Linked DNA regions of Homo sapiens: region 1 is linked to region 2. The links are chromatin loops, found by intact Hi-C in ENCODE. Cell type or tissue: prostate gland. All regions are shown on one strand. Each heading gives the region's core, and the rest is flanking DNA. Links, peaks and the distances in the headings are about the cores only.

Evidence for each region. Peaks named below come from ENCODE experiments on the same cell type or tissue, not always from the same donor. Only the 100,000 strongest peaks of a DNase experiment are listed, where the experiment ranks them.
Region 1: it touches region 2 in a loop (2.7-fold over the local background); 15 of 110 quality-filtered maps call a loop at or near these places.

The regions. Positions count from the first base shown.
Region 1 is chr17:9,727,105-9,732,475 of GRCh38, reverse strand. USP43 (ubiquitin specific peptidase 43) reads right to left here. Exons shown (of 15, transcript NM_153210.5): 15 at 2,789-4,522. The coding sequence ends at 3,486. Among named protein-coding and RNA genes, the nearest start is that of DHRS7C, 62 kb to the left of the region's middle. RefSeq lists enhancers at 3,850-4,350, 4,351-4,851. In prostate gland, for the core only: a CTCF peak has its summit at 3,251 (motif pointing left); a DNase peak (open chromatin) is centred at 3,265.
Region 2 is chr17:9,903,560-9,908,930 of GRCh38, reverse strand. It overlaps RCVRN (recoverin), which reads left to right and starts at 3,660. Exons shown (of 3, transcript NM_002903.3): 1 at 3,660-4,131. The coding sequence starts at 3,751. In prostate gland, for the core only: a CTCF peak has its summit at 2,846 (motif pointing left); no DNase peak of the experiment used is centred there.

The DNA.
Region 1 (5,371 bases), core at 295-5,294, 180 kb after region 2:
CTGATCCTGTGGGCCCTTGGAGCTTTTGGCGCTACCTGTATGACTGCCCAGCCCGAGTCTGGACTTGCAAGACCTTCCTTCCACTAGTGGAAAAGAGCAGGAGTGGAGGATAAAGGAGGGGGCCTCAAAACCTGGGCGACTCTTTAGGAGTCAGGAATGGGCTGTGACCATCAGACCAGTGACCAAGTGTAGGAGATCGGTCAGGGTGATGGGAAAAATGGTAGAAAGATGCAAACCTTCTTGGAAGGCCGAGAGGTTTTACAAAGCTTCAGAAAAGGATTTGGCTGAAAGCAGCCAGATTCTCTTATCTGGTGCCTGAAAGCTTAGGTTAGATAACAAGGGGATGTAAAGAAACTGATCTAGGTAAGTCCATTTACTTAGGCCTTGGAACCTGGCCTTTTAAAAATTTTATTATTATTCTTTAAGTTCTAGGGTACATGTGCACAGTGTGCAGGTTTGTTACATAGGTATACATGTGCCATGTTGGTTTGCTGCACCCGTCATTTACATTAGGTATTTCTCCTAACGCTATCCCTCTTCCAGGCCCCCAACCCCCAACAGGTCCCAGTGTGTGATATTCTCCTCCCTGTGTCCATGTATTCTCATTGTTCAACTCCCACTTATGAGTGAGAACTTGCAGTGTTTGGTTTTCTGTCACAAGGAACCTGGCCTTTAGTCATCCGCACAGGACTGCTCTCTCTGGGGAGGGCGACCATGCTGATTACCCACAAGTGTGTTGACTCAAAGCCTTTGTCATTAAACCTGTGCTGAATAAATGCCCACAGGGCCGGCTTGTTGAGGCCACAGCTGCTGACTCTTCACAGCACCCTCCTCGGGGTCTGTAAGTGGCCCATCCCCTAGCCTGCTCTTTCACTGGATACCTGTGTCTGAGTGCCTTCCTTCATCTGTCATTCAGCCAGGGTCTGCAGGTCGGACCTGGCAACCAAGTCTCAGACAGCAGGAACAGATCCAGGCAGAGGATCTGAGCTTCCAGAGGAAGAATGGGAGGCCCCTTTGGCCATCCTGAGCTAGCTCCATCTCTGGCTATGCTCCTCTCTGGCTCAGTGGCTTTCAACTCTTCTCTAACACCCAGGATCTTTGTGGTAGGAAAAAAGCATCCAATGGTTCTCTTATGCTTTCTCCTCAAGGACCACTTGACCAGAAGCCTGCAGCCTATCATCGGATGCATGGCCAAGGTTGGAACCATGACCCTATTGCCTCCATTCCAGGCAGAAATTGGACTCAACCATTTCCCATGCTCTGTTCTCACAGCCTTCTACTGGGTCCTTCTAGAGGGAGAAGCGACCTCAGGGAAGGGGATGCAAGGGTGCCTCAGGCATCCTTGTTGCCGACCCCAGATGGATATATATCCACCAGGGGTCAAGTGTAATTGCCTCTTCCTGAACCTCCACAGTTCAGAGCCTGGAGTGAATGTGTTACAGAGAACACTGCTAAGGCCTGGGACCCTCTCATGATATCCCAACAACCCAAGAGTATTCTAAAGGTTGAGTCCTTAGAAGAGAGAAGCCAGGGAGGTGCATGTCTGAGTTCCAACCCAATCTCTTGGAGGAGGAAGAAAGGGAGACTGAGCTTAGGAAGAGCATGGAAACTAAATGTGACAAATTCCTCTGAAGAGTCAACAGAGGAGAAAGAACCAGATAAAGCAGGAAGACTCCTAGACTCCTATTTACCCAAGAGGACTTGGACAACCATGTCTTCCACAGTGCCTACGCGTACATCAGTGTAAGACTTGAAGAGAACATGGACTTCTTTTGCAATGCAAACACACAGGTTTACTGGTATACATATTGTCCTCTGGGGTCAGGTGGCTGGGTCTTCTTCCTTTCTCTGTTATCTCAGTTCTACCTTCTAACTGTTGCTCTGATCAAAGGCAAGTTGTCTTTTTCACTGGGGTAAAAAATGGACTCCATTCCTCGTTTTTTTTTTTTTTTTTTTTGAGATGGAATCCAGTCTGTCGCCCAGGCTGGAGTGCAATGGCTCGATCTCGGCTTGCTGCAACCTCCGCCTCCTGGGTTCAAGCAATTCTGCTGCCTCAGCCTCCCGAGTAGCTGAGATTACAGGTGCACACCACCACGTCCAGCTAATTTTTGTTATTTTTAGTAGAGCAGGGTTTCGCCATGTTGGCCAGGCTGGTCTCAAACTCCTGACCTCAGGTGATCTGCCTTCCTCCGCCTGCCAAAGTGCTAGGATTACAGGCATGAGCCACCATGCCCAGCCCATTCTCCTTCTTAAGAGAAAAAAAATGTAGCAGAGACATGTCAATGAGTCATGCTATATGTATGAAGGAAGACTTAATTCTTGGGATCAGGTGTCTTTTTTTTTTTCTTTTTTTTTTTTGAGAACAAATGTTTCCCGTCAAAAAAGGAAGTATTTGCAGAAGAAGGACTGTTTAAGTACAGGTGACCTCAACTGTTGAGCCCCAGGCCTGGGGTCAGGCTTAGCAGCTTCTAAGTAAGAAATGATAGGATATTTGTAAGAGTCGCTACTGAAGAGTGTGCAGAGCTTTAGGAAACGGGACAGTCAACTAAGAGTCTGTCAGGCAGATGTGGAACTCACGTCTTTTCAAGTACAAGCCCTCCGGAGAATGGCCTGAGGAGGCTTCCACTTCTTTAGAAAACAGCAAGTCATTGGAACGAAAAGCACTTTTAGATTTTAGAAAGAACTCAAGTAACTACTTTCTGATAGCAATAGCAACGAACCAAGTTTACTCAGCAGAAATGAAACAAGATCATTTATCAGACTTGAATAATTCAGACAGCCATGCGTGTTTCATGGACAGGATTTTATTAAAATTGTACATAGATCTCATATTTAAATTAAAAAATGGACTTTTTTTCTAGTATCAAAATAGTTATTTTTAAAATACCTTGAAAAACTTTAATACAATTTTTAATATATTAAATATTCACCTGAACTCTCAGCCATTTATCTCCCATCTCTCTTTGCTAGAATCTTGCCTTACCATCACTATCATTCTTTTGTTTTTTTTTTCTTTTTGGCATCTTTAATGCTTATCCCAGAAAAGCATTAAAAATAAAATATTTTTCTTTAAGTCCACAATTTAAAAAAAAAAAAGAAAGAAAAAGGAAAAGCCATTGACAGTATTTGACATGACATTGAAGATTCTTATTAAACCAGCCTCATCTTGTTTGCCCACATCCAAAACTCTTTAGTAAATATCAGTTCTTGCCCTGAAACTGGTAATACTGACCCAATAGCATCCTCTAGTGGCCAAACTGTAGCAAAGCACCCAATGATGCAGGAAGGTTTTCGACCTTGGGTTATATGGACCTTGGGTGTTGGAAGTCTAGATATGGAGACCCCCCACCACAAAAAAAAAAAAATTTTTTTTTAGAGATTACAAGACAACGGGTTTCCTGGAAACCCATTCTCAACATGAGCTGCCTACAGTTGCTTGGCAAAGTCCCAAGAATGCCAGCGTCACACAATACTGACACGCTCCATCAAAAGCTGGACTCCGGTAAGGTTTTCTTTCGACCTAAAGAAAGAGTGTGATATTTGACTCTCTGAAAGGTGCCATAAGAAGCCTGCTCCCCTGGAACAGTCCTTTGTGACATGCCCAGTGCACTGCCTCTCGGGGCCCTGCTGGCTTTACGAGGGAGGCGGAGAGAGCTGGGGGCTGACCAGACATCCCTCTCGAGCCGGCTGCCCAGGCCCCTGGCCAGGCCCTCTGGGATCCTGAGGGCAGGAGGTGAGCCTGGAGCCTGCCCGTCCATGGCAGGGCTCAGCCCGCCACTCACCAGGGAGACGGGGGGCACCTGTGGAGAGACCTCTGCCCTCTCATTCCTCCTGTTCTCCTTCTTCCGAAACACGGACCTCAGAAGGGTGAGTGTCCCCTGCAGGGGTCTGTCTAGCTCAGAGGTGCCTCGGCGACTGTCTTTGCTGTTTCCAGAGAATCCCATATAGGGGGAGGGTGGGCTGCTTTTGCTTCCCATCTGGAAGCTCTCCTTCCAGTTCATGGCCTTCTGGCCCTCCGGTCGAGCTGGTTTCTCATGCTCCACTGAAGGCATCACAGTGAGAGGCAGGTCAAACTTTCTGGGAAGCTTGATGTCCTGCCCTGCATTTTCCTTGAGTTTCCTTGCTGTGTTTGGACCATCTGAGTTTCCAGGGGCCAGACAGTGGTTGGGTTGAGCCGAGGGACAGGGCACCCCGGCTGGACCTCTTTCAATGGCCCGCCCACCATCTTCGCTGTTAGCAGGAAGGGCGACGTTGGACCTCGGCGATGCTGACTTCTCATCCTCACCCGCAGTGCCCGTCAACAGCGACACAATGGACTGGCTCGTGGACCGAGGTCTTCGTCTGGATTCCAAGTACTCCACCAACTCGACGGAGGCACCTGGTGGTTTCTCCTTGGATCCAAAGGACCACCGCAGAGGCATGGTCTTGAATGGTCCCTGCTTGGCTCGGGAAGTGGTGGGTGCCTTCATGCTAATGCTTCTGCCTTTCACGCCCCGTACCAAACGCCTGGGCTCCAACCCTCCTGAAAGAGACAGAGAGACTGTCAGTGTACAAGCCACCCTACAGCTGAAATGCCAGTCATCTAACGTTCACTGAGCACCTCTGATGTGGGAGGCACTGTGCTGGGCACTGGAGACACAGCAGTGAAGAAGCCACATAGGGTTCCTGCCTTTGGGGAACAGCAACGGTTTCACCCACTCTTCCTCAATATCCACTTACACGTTTGAAGCCACAGGGTAAGCCAGTGCCAAAGAAGGTATCTACATGCCGGGCAGCACAGACACCTGGCAAAGCTCAGTCTCACGGGCATCTAGCCTTAAGAATGAACATCAGTTTCATCTATCTTTAAATATTCCTATGAAACGGAATGCCCAGCAAAAGTTCCTGCTTTTCTAGGTCATATTAGGTCCTTGTACCTTTCAAATGCAAGAATCTCAGATATCCTACCCTGGGCTAAAAAAGAAAAAAAAAATGGAATTAAAAAAATATGGTGAAAACCACAATTACTTTTGCACCAACCTATACAACTTGTAAAAATATATACACGTGCATGTATTATGCATGCATGTGAAAACATACAAATAAGAATAGAGAAATAGATGCCAAAAACAAGGTGTGGATAGGGCCATGGCAGTGCTGTTTGTGATGGATTTTTTTTCTTAATTCTTTCCTATATCTCCACATTTCTAAAAGGAACATATGTACAACCAAGGTTGTGTATTTTTGCTTAAGAAATTCTCAGTCTTGGGAGGCTGAGGCAGGTGGGTCACAAGGTCAGGAGTTCGAGACCAGCCTGACCAACATGGTGAAACCCCATCTCTACTAAAATACAAAAATTAGCTGGGCGTGGTGGCACATGCCTATAATCCCA
Region 2 (5,371 bases), core at 155-5,154:
TCCCTCTCAATGCGGACTTCTCTGCAGGTGCTGGCTCCAGGCCAGAGGGCAGGAGGGTCGTCTTGGCCTTCAGCTCATAGCAGGCAAGGTCGAGCAATGGGGAAGGGGTGGCGTCTGGGTCCCAGCTAATGGCCAAGATGGAGCTCCTGCTTGAGGGGACAGGGCCAGCTTCTGGGAAGCATCTTTCAGTCCAGCGAGGAGAGCGAGACCAAAACTGGGATCCTCTGCCTGGAGATGAAGCCTTCTCCTCTAGAGCAGTCTTTGGGTTTTGGGAGAGTTTATGGCCCCAGCTCAGACTTAACAAATCGACTCACAATACATCATCTCCAACAACTTGTTTGGCTAAGGAGCATAAGCTCTCCCTCTGATAGAAGATGTTTATGCAGGTTTTCAAACAAACCTCCAGGTCATGACCCCTCACTCTCAGCATCAACACAGCTGCCTGCGGTCCCCTGGGGCCCCTCCTGGGCACAGCAACCTGGAGAATGTGGACTGTACCAGGCTGCTTCCGACCTGGGTCCAGCTCCTTCCTCCTTGTGCCTGGAGAGGACAGCAAAGACTGGAGGGCTCTGGCTGCCTTCTGCCTCGCCCAGGGCCTCTTTCATTGACATGGTAACCCCACCTCCTCACCTACTTGTCCTCTAGGCTCAGGCCTCCTGTGACGTAGACAAAGGAAGCCTAAATGGACAGGCTGGCAGACCTGGACTTTCCTTCCTTCTGGCATTGCCATTTAGCAACCATGTGACCCCAGGCTGGTGACATGCCTTTAGGAGGCCCCACTTCTCACTTGTAACACTGGCTTCGCCTCATCTGCTGCAGGCTTGATGTGGACAGGGGTGCGATCCAGGAGGCACTTCCAGTCGCCCCCTACTAGTGGCTCAGAGCAAGGGGCCGAGGCCTCTGACCTCACTCTCCCTCCATCCCCAGGGCTGCAAGGAAGCTCTGGAATGAATGCGATTCCAGGGTGTGGCTTGGGCTCCCGTTTGTTTTCAAGGCTAGTGACTGTCCTGTTTCTAACTGCTCTTGAGAATAAATGCACGCTACAGGATGGTGAAAGCCTAGGAGAGGAAGGACTCCTATTCAGAAGTAATATTCTCACTGGGCGCAGTGGCTCATGCCTGTAATCCCAGCACTTGGGGAGGCCAAAGCAGGCAGATCATGAGGTCAGGGGATCGAGACCGGCCTGACCAACAAGGTGAAATCCCATCTCTGCTAAAAACACAAAAATTAGCTGGGCATGGTGGTGAGCGCCTGTAATCCCAGCTACTTGGGAGGCTGAGGCAGGAAAATCGCTTGAACCTGGGAGGCAGAGGTTGCAGTGAGCCGAGATCGTGCCATTGCACTCCAGCCTGGGCGCAGAATGAGGCTCTGTCTTAAAAAAAAAAAAACAAAAAAAACAAACAAACAAAAAAAAAAAAACTCACAAAGTGATGGAAAAAAATTAGAAAGTTCACACACACACCCCAATATGCAGGTTTCCTGAGAAATCTCTGAAACTGTACTGGGCAGAGCGGCTGGGAGGGATGAGTCTGCCCCTTGGTGCCTGAACCTCTCGGTCCTTCCAGAGTGACATGAGGTGGGCCTGGCAGGTGGCTTTCTCCCAGCAGCAGGGACCTACCTTCTGCTGCCACTAGCCTGTTAGTAAGTAGGCTAAAATCCCCACTTTACACTTTGAGATGCAAGGCGGGCGGATCACCTGAGGTCAGGAGTTTACGAGACCAGCCTGACCAATATGGTGAAACCTCGACTCTACTAAAAATACCAAAAAAAAATTAGCTGGGCGTGGTGGCAGACACCTGTAGTCCCAGCTTCTCAGGGGACTGAGACAGGAGAATTGCTTGAAACCAGGAGGCGGAGGTTGCAGTGAGCCAAGATCGTGCCCAGCCTAAGTGACAGAGGGAGACTCCGTCTAAAAAAAAACCAGTTTACCTGCCTGGAGACCGTGGGGTTTATTCTTCATCATTCTCACCCCAGGGCAAAAAGAGACAACTCTCCATCCACGGTGGCAAGGCTGGGGTTCTGAGTGTGTCCCCTCGAGCACTGCGCTCCGCTAAGGAAAGTGCACGCCCACCCTCCCTTCCTTCTGGGTGACAAGAATCCAGGTGTGCAGCGTCCTCACTAGGTTGCTTCCTCGTGCTTGATACTCCCCGCTGAGCTGCACAGACGCGAAGCCTGCCTTTGCACAGCTCCGTCTCTGACCACTCAGTTATTTATCCATTCACTCAGCAAACACGTTTTCTTGCCTGCTCACTCCAAGTCCACTGCAGACGGACACCCTGCAGCCTGCCATGGACCCACAGATAGATTGTGTTTGGCCCACACCATGTTTTGTTTTGTTTTTGTTTTTGTTTTTGTTTTGTTTTTTTGAGATGGAGTCTCACACTTGTCACCCAGGCTGGAGTGCAATGGTGCAATCTCGGCTCACTGCAACCTCTGCCTCCCGGGTTCAAGCGATTCTCCAGCCTCAGCCTCCCAAGTAGCTGGGATTACAGTCACCTGCCACCATGCCCGGCTAATTTTTTGTATTTTTAGTAGAGACAGGGTTTCACCATGTTGGCCAGGCTGGTCTCGAACTCCTAACCTTGTAATCTCCCCACTCAGTCTCCCAAAGTGCTGGGATTACAGACGTGAGCCACCATTAAAATTTTGAATTAATTGCCAAAGTTGAAAAGTGTGGAAATTGCAAGAAAAATTCTGATTTTTGGATTTCTCTTGAATAATTTAAAAAAACCCAAAAATCTCACCATCCCATGTGACCACGTTCTCTGGCAGCCCCTTCCCGAGGTGACACAGGCCTGGCTGCCCCCTGCTGGTCCCTTCAGGCAGTTCACCTTCACTCCCTGTGACTGATGGACAATAACAAAACGAGTGTTTAGCATTAGCCATGTGCCAGTTTCTAAGTGTGTCAGACATATTGACTCACATCAGCCTCACAATGACAGTGTGGTAGATGCTATGATGCCCATTTATTCAAGAAAGACTTGCTGGGGGCCCAAGCCTATCAGGTTCTGGCAATGGAAATGCATCCGGGAACAACACAGACAAAATCCCATCCTTCACGGAGCTTTCATTCCGGTGAGGGGACATGCAGCGTGCCGATGATGGTGGGGGTTGTGCTATTATAGATAGAGGGTCAGTATAGGCCTGGCTGAGCAGGTGACATTTAAGCAGAGACATGACTGCAGTGAAGGTTTAGAAGAGTGTCCCAGGTGGAAAGAGGTGAAGAAACAAGCCTGGGGCCACACAGCTAGTTAAGTAGCCAAGCTGGGACTTGAACCCATGCTGGCCCCAGAGTCTGTGCTCCTAACCATTGCATTCTAGGGCTTGATATGAGATGCCAGCCCCGCCCCGAGATGCTCAGAGTTAGTGAGGAAGAGAAACAGGGAACATGGCTGCTGTTAGAGGGCTGGGGCTGGGGGTGCCGGAGGCCCCAGCTCTGAGGGTTCCAACCTCCTGTCCTGTTCTAGTATCGTCCCGGGAGGCCGAGATGAATTGCCTGCCTGCCCTGGGCTCTTTATTTTAATCTCACTAGGGTTCTGGGAGCACCCCCCCCCACCGCTCCCGCCCTCCACAAAGCTCCTGGGCCCCTCCTCCCTTCAAGGATTGCGAAGAACTGGTCGCAAATCCTCCTAAGCCACCAGCATCTCGGTCTTCAGCTCACACCAGCCTTGAGCCCAGCCTGCGGCCAGGGGACCACGCACGTCCCACCCACCCAGCGACTCCCCAGCCGCTGCCCACTCTTCCTCACTCATGGGGAACAGCAAAAGTGGGGCCCTGTCCAAGGAGATCCTGGAGGAGCTGCAGCTGAACACCAAGTTCTCGGAGGAGGAGCTGTGCTCCTGGTACCAGTCCTTCCTGAAGGACTGTCCCACCGGCCGCATCACCCAGCAGCAGTTCCAGAGCATCTACGCCAAGTTCTTCCCCGACACCGACCCCAAGGCCTACGCCCAGCATGTGTTCCGCAGCTTCGATTCCAACCTCGACGGCACCCTGGACTTCAAGGAGTACGTCATCGCCCTGCACATGACCACCGCGGGCAAGACCAACCAGAAGCTGGAGTGGGCCTTCTCCCTCTACGACGTGGACGGTAACGGGACCATCAGCAAGAATGAAGTGCTGGAGATCGTCATGGTCAGTCTCCCCTCTCCCCTTCTGGCTGGGCGGTGCCGGGGTCGCTCCGGGCTGGGGGTCCCCTGCTGCAGCTGCTGCAGAGGGAGTGGATCTGTGGGTGGAGCGGGGGATGCGGGCCACTGGCTCTGAGAGCGTGGTGCTCCGAGATGCTGATATTGATAGAGGGGTGGGCACTTGCCCACAGCTTCGTTGTCTTCCCGGAGCAGAATCTGAGTGTTTCCTAATACAGCCATGTTATGCTTGGCTTCACGATGTTTGGGTCAACAACGGACGATATAGACCACTGTGGTCCCATAAGATTGTAATGGAGCTGAAAAATTCCTACTGCCTAGTGACGTCATAGCACAGTTACTTTATTTTTCAAATGCATTTAGTGTAGCCTAAGTGTATCCGTAAAGTCTGTAGTTGTGTACGGTAATGTCCTAGTTCTTCACATTCACTCACTACTCACTCACTGACTCACCCAGAGCAACTCCCAGTCCTGCAAGCTCCACTCATGGTGAGTGCCCTAGACAGGTCTACCATTTTGTATCTTGGTTTTTTATTTTTTATTTTTTTGAGATGGAGTCTCACTCTGTAGCCCAGAGCTGGAGTGCAATAGTGCGATCTTGGCTCACTGCAACCTCTGCCTCCCGAGTTCAAGCAATTCTCCTGTCTCAGCCTCCCGAGTAGCTGGGATTACAGGTGTGCACCACTATGCCTAGCTAATTTTTGTATTTTTAGTAGAGACGGGGTTTCACCATGTTGGTCAGGCTGGTCTCAAACTCCCGACCTCCAGCGATCCGCCAGCCTCAGCCTCCCAAAGTGCTGGGATTTACAGGCATGAGCCACTGTGCCCGGCCCATTTTTTATCTTTATACTGTATTTTTACTGCATGATTTCTATGTTTAGCTATGTTTAGATGCACAAATACTTACCATCGTGTGACAACTGCCTGCAACATTCAGGACAGTCACGTGCTGCACAGGTTTGTAGCCTAGGAGCAAAAGGCTGGACCATGGAGCTCAGGGATGTAGTCGGCTCTACCATCTGTGTTCGTGCAAGGATGCTCTATGATGTTCCCACATAGAAGTTGCCTTAAGATGTGTTTCTCGGAATGTATTCCTGTCTCTGAGCGACACGTGACTATATTTACATTTTTTCTTTCTCTCCATCCTTTGTTTCTTCCTTCCTTTATTAAAATGTCCTTTGAAATTTTCAGCAGTACACATTCAAGTTGAATCACTGTTCATTCTAAACA